Regions from separate parts of the Mus musculus genome. Here region 2 is linked to region 1. The links are chromatin loops, found by intact Hi-C in ENCODE. Cell type or tissue: gastrocnemius. All regions are shown on one strand. Links, peaks and the distances in the headings refer to the core of each region. The heading gives the core; the rest is flanking DNA.

Evidence for each region. Peaks named below come from ENCODE experiments on the same cell type or tissue, not always from the same donor. Only the 100,000 strongest peaks of a DNase experiment are listed, where the experiment ranks them.
Region 2: a loop joins it to region 1, with 3 times the contacts of the local background. A loop is called at or near these places in 9 of 42 quality-filtered maps.

Annotation. Positions count from the first base shown.
Region 1 is chr11:116,892,180-116,895,091 of GRCm38, forward strand. No RefSeq gene overlaps it. Among named protein-coding and RNA genes, the nearest start is that of Mgat5b, 25 kb to the right of the region's middle. In gastrocnemius, for the core only: no CTCF peak of the experiment used is centred there; a DNase peak (open chromatin) is centred at 1,592.
Region 2 is chr11:117,193,382-117,196,293 of GRCm38, forward strand. No RefSeq gene overlaps it. Among named protein-coding and RNA genes, the nearest start is that of Gm39478, 71 kb to the right of the region's middle. In gastrocnemius, for the core only: no CTCF peak of the experiment used is centred there; no DNase peak of the experiment used is centred there.

The DNA of each region.
Region 1 (2,912 bases), core at 196-2,695:
ATTTTTTTAATATTTATTTAATGTTTATGAGTACATTGTCACTGTCTTCAGACACACCAGAAGAGGGCATCAGATTTCATTACAGATGGTTGTGAGCCAACATGTGGTTGCTGGGAATTGAGCTCAGGACCTCTCGAAGAGCAGTCAGTGCTCTTAACCACTGAGCCATCTCTCCAACCCTGTTAAAATGGTTCTTAAAGGGGCTTGGCTATAGCTTAGTCAGTAGATGCTTGCCTAGCATACAGGAACCCCAGCGCTCCAAGGCAGAAGGATTAGAAAAATTGGGAACTTGTCTGGAAATAAAAAGCAAAGCGAAGAAAGCAAACCACGATTCTTAAAAGCTTGGCTTAGAAACAAGAGATTCAGACCCGGTGGTACACACCTGCAATCCCAGCACTTGGGCGGGCAATAGAGACAGGAAGGCCTTCATAAGCTACACAGCCCAACACAGCTTCTCGGGAAGGAGCTGGATGCCCAGCAGGCTAGCTTTGTGGGTAAAGCTGCTTGCTGGCAAGTCTGAAGACCCAAGTTCAATTCCTGGGGACCCATCACAGGATAGAAGAAATGAACTGACTGCCACAAGTTGTCTTCTGACCTCCACCGTCATGTGGTGGCATAGGTGCATGTGCACATCAAATAAATGTAAATAATAAATAAAAGATACATACATCATATATATACATATATATATGTATATATATACATATATAAATACACACACACACACATATATATATATAGAGAGAGAAAGACAGAGAGACAGAGAGAGAGACAGAGACAGAGAGACAGACAGAGAGAGAGGCAGAGAGACAGAGAAAGGGATAGATAGCCAACTGGGCTACACACTACCCAACTCAACCAACCAACACCTTAGATGAAGGAATTGTACCACACAATAAGCAGGGTTGTACTCTCCCCAGTTGTCATCCAATGTTTTCCAGACATGATATTTCCATGGAGGAGAGAGTATATCAGAGGCAGAGACTCATTTTCCCCTTCCTAGTGTTTAGAGGCTGTGGCCAGTCTCCTTTCTTTGAGCACCAGGCTGGTCTGGAGCTCACATTATATACCAGGCTGGCCCCAGCCTGGCAGTCAGACAGTCACAGGGATGGATCACAGGTCTGATCCATCAAGCCCAGCTTCCCCACGGTTTTTAAGAAGCTTAATTGTGCAGGTGGTAGCTCTTCACTCCTGTAGTTTACTGTCAGAAGCAAATCTCTAAGTCCAGCCCACAACAAGGGGCACTTGGGTCCTCTCAGAGGCTGCCTGCTGCCTCTACCTATGCAAGCATGTGTGTGTACTTTGGTTTTTGTCGGAGCAGTGAACTCTTAAAGATTTATACGTCAGGCGCGTTCTCCTTTTGGCTATCTGGAAGGGAGCGCCCCCTTTAATGGCCTATTAATTCTCTTGACTTGTATGTTTTACAAACACTTGCTTTTGCCTCTGATGGAGCATCCTGTCGAAATCCACAAATTACGCGTTCCTGTAACAGCAGGCGGCAGCCTACATATGAAGATGCCAGCTATAAAATGCCAGCGTGTGAAGGTGTTTTGCCAACGGGCTGTGAGTTTGCAGATGGGGACGCTGCCTTAGAGGTGGGTGCGCCCCTGTCATCCTGGCACTGGGCCAGATCTGTAGTAAGGACCGTGCACCTTCCTGCTCACCGTCAGACAGCCCCTCCCTCACCTTCCTGCTCACCGGCAGACAGCCCGGTCCCTAAGTGGAGGGTGGGTGTGGGGCCTCCTCTGGATGAGAATAATGAAACAAGTTCTGGCTAGAGTGAGGGTCCCTAGGGCAGAGCACAAGTGAAGGGTGAGAGGGACCAGGTCACTGTCCTGTCCTGCACAAGAGCATACTCTGTCATCCCCACGCCCCAGGGATGGAAGGGGAGGGGCTGGTGCATGAAGCTTGCTGTGAGGTCAGGACTAGACTGGACTACAGAGTGAGATTCTGTTTGAACAAAACAAAACCGGGAGTGGTGGGTGTGTGGGAGGGAGGGGAGTAGGGGGAGGGGGGCGGGCCGGAGAGATGACTCAGCAGTTAGGGCCGGAGAGATGACTCAGCGGTTAAGAGCATTGGCTGTTCTTCCAGAGGACTCAGGTTCAATTCCCAGCACCCACATGGCAACTCACAGCTGTCTGGAACTCCAGTTCCAGGAGATCTGACATTCTCACACAGGCATGCATATATGCAGTCAAAATGACAATGTACATAAAATAAAAGTAAATAAATCAAAACCAAACAAAATTGAATTAAAGATGATACCTCAAGTCCATGAGGCTCTGTGTGCTAACACTGCAGAAACTATGATTTGTGCACACCTGTGATCCAGCACTTGGGCAAAGTTACCTTCAGGTACACAGTGAGTTTGTGGCTAGCTTGAGCTATGGGAGACCCCTTTTCATATACACAAGCAAGAGAAGAATAAAAAAATGATACTTTGAAGCTGGACAGTTGGTGGTGCACACCTTTGATTCCCCCACTCAGAAGGCAGAGGCAGGCAGATCTCTATGAGTTCAAGGTCAGCCCGGTCTACAGATGTCTAAGGAGAGTTCCAGGACAGCCAGGGCTACACAAAGAAACCCTGTCTCAAAAAAGCAAAACAAGCAAAGAGACTGTGAGCCTGGAGTACCCAGCCCCAGCGCATGCCTTGACATGCTATCTCGTCTGTCTGTGGACATCTTCTTTTGGTCAGGTGCCTGTCGTCAGCCTGTTATTACATCTGTATTTGTAAGTTTCTGCCCCTTGGGGAGACCCCTCTCAGCCCGGAAAGACCCCAGCACCTCTGAGAGTGTAATATGGTCAAAGTCACAAGGCTATGGGACAGATTGGCAGGCTGGGGAAAGCTGCACAGCCCTGAGCCCTCAGTTGTCCCTGTCCTTCTGTCAACTGGGGACTGTGCCGCCTACTCA
Region 2 (2,912 bases), core at 197-2,696, 300 kb after region 1:
GAGGTGGAGCTGACTGTGGTGTGGCCTTTAAAAAAGGCAGGTAGGTAGAAATTGGTAGGTAGAAACAGAAGGAATTTGTGAGTCCTAGGCCAGCCAGGATTACAAAATGACATGCTATCTCAAAAAAGTAAAACAGGAAGAAGAAAAGGAAAAGGAAAGAAAAGAAAAAGGAAAGACAGCTGTGCTCCTTGTTCCCTCTGCCGCAAGCCCTTTGCACTGGCTGACAGCACTCATCTGCTTCTCCCTGGCTCTCAGGAGATCTCTACTCTCCGTGTGCTCAGACCTTAGGGCCTGGTTTAGTTCTGTCTACCTACTTTCCTGCACATTCTTTTTCCATTGCTTTGTTTTTTGTTTGTTTTCGTTTTCTTTCTCTTTCTCTCTCTCTCCCTCCCTCCCTTCTTTCTTTCTCTCTCTTTCTCTCTCTCTCTTTCTTTTCTCTCTCTCTCTTTCTTTCTTCCTTTCTTCCTTCCTTCCTTTCTTCCTTCCTTCCTTTCTTTCTTTTTTTTGAGTTAGGTATTCAGAGATTTACAAATAAGCAGAACCGAGCCCATGGATCTCCCCAGTATGATCTGTGAGGACTAACAGGTATTTTAGTTCAAGGGACAATTATAGCAGGTAAAAGCTCAGCTCTATAGACAGGATCAAGAGTGCTGGAAATACTCTAAGTGGGCAAACGTAAGGAATGTGCTGTTGTTGTTTTTCGAGACAGGGTTTCTCTGTGTAGCCCTGTCTATCCTAGAACTCACTCTGTAGACCAGGCTACCCTTGAACTCAGATATCTGCCTTCCCCTGCCTCTGGGATCAAAGGTGTGTGCCACTACCCCCTGTCCCTACACTTTCTTAACCTCCCCGCAATGCTGTTCATCTGGTCTTAGATAACTGATCACTGCCCATCTTTCTTACCAAAGCAAAATCTGTCTCCAGGGCCCATGTCAGGTAATACATGGACACATTCAAGAGATCAATTTTGAATCAGCAACTGGAAAAAAAAATAATTACTGAGACAAAAACACATGAGCATTTTAAAGCTCTTGCTATTTTTCCAGAGTGCCTTCCAGGAAGGCAGTGTCAGGAGACACACCCACTGGTTCTCCTGGACTGTCTGTGTACACTGTTACTGTAAATTTCACACTTCAGCAACGCCTCAATCGCCTGACCCTCTGAGCCGGAATCAGAGCAGAGTCAGCATCAAAGGTGCTGAGTCAAGTTGGCCGGTGGAGTCAGCTTAGTCCTCCTACGATGGGACGGTCCCCTAAGGGGAACCACTCAGCTGAGCACTGGCCATGGGGAGATCCTCAAAGGAGAACAGAGGCAGACAAAGGCTGTGGGGTTCAGATGATAACACGGGGGAGGGCCTGCTGGAGGCTGAAGCTCTGCTACAACCCCCACCCACCCCGAAACTGACTGACTGGGAAGGCTTCGACGAGGCGAAGACCCATGACTAGGGTCACAGACTTGGGGCTTTCCCAAGGCAGGTGGCTGCTGGGAGAGCCTGGTGCAATGCCTGTTTCTCAGTTCTCACAGCCTGGAGTAACCCCTCCTTAATCAGTGAGGCTAATTTGGGAAACATGCCAAATACTTGGTGCCCCGCCTTTTAGATTTTTTCTAGCCACCAGAATGGTTAGCCTACTGCAACCCAAATTTCTTTTCTTTTTAAAGTACCTAGTTTGGGGTACTTTATACATCAAAGTTATCAGATGGTAAGAGGTTGTTCATCTCTTGTTGGTGGCTGACTCCCTTCCTTGCTGACGCTGAAGGCCTGAGTTGCTGTGCCAGACTAACCCTCTCCAGAAGGAGTAGCCCGGTCAGTAAAGAGCTTGGATCTAACTGGCTAAAAACAGAGGCTCTGGAGCTGTGAACTTGGTGGTAGATCTGTCTTCTATCAATGCCAACTGTGGCCAGCTCCCAACTACTGAAAGAAAGTTGGAGATGAACCTGAAGAAACAGGCTTGGTCCCTGACTCCAGACACAGAGGGGTTGCGTGACTGCAGCTTCAAACCATGGTCTTTGTATTAATGCACTTCCATGCGCCCTGGGCCGTAGCCTCCTCTGGGTGGGAATCCGGGAGGCTACTCTTGCTGGCGGCCTCATGCTCCAAGCCCAAGACAGCAAGGTAGAGCTGCAGAGAGCTCTAACCTAGTCTGAGAAGTGACTTCCCACTCCAACGGAAGCCTACACAGATGTAAAGGGGAGGCACCTAGGTCCTGGTGATGGAAGACGGTTCAAGGTGACCGCAAAGCATGTCGGGTACTCTGCGGCCAGTTTTGGAGTTATGCTCTGATGAAAACTTTATTCCCTCCACAGAGGACAAAAGGAGTCCAGGCCAAAGGGGATGTCAGAGTCGGAGGGCCTTCTGGGGCCTGCCCATTGGACATTCTCACCCTTTGGCTCCAGTCCTGAGTCATGCTTCCCCCTTCATCTAAGCACTGAGCCAGCCACTGTCAGGCTCTGAGCAGCCAGTGTCCACACTCCTGGGGGTGAAAGGCCCTTTCAGGCCTTCTGGCACCTACCAACCTACGTAGGGCACCGACCCAACTCCTTTCAAAGAGAAGGTGTTTCCAGTATGTGTGCTGAAAACCCACCCTGACAGACAAACACACCCACAAAACGGTTTTTAAAAACTAATAAAACTTTTATTTAGAGGCAATTTCAGGCTTGCAGAAGAGTCACCCAGCACACACACAGAAATCTCAGGGCTGCCCCAAGGGCTTTGATTTCACAGGCATGGGATCCATCTTGGTGTTTTATATGCTATGAGATTTTACCAGTGAGCAATGACATGTGTCTCTTAAGTTGGAACCATCTGGAAGAATATCAATGTCCCTCCCACCCCTGGCTTCTCCCCTTTCCCCTCCCCCCTCCCTGGACATTGCTAATCCTTCTGAGACACCCTTTTCCATCTTGGCCTCCAG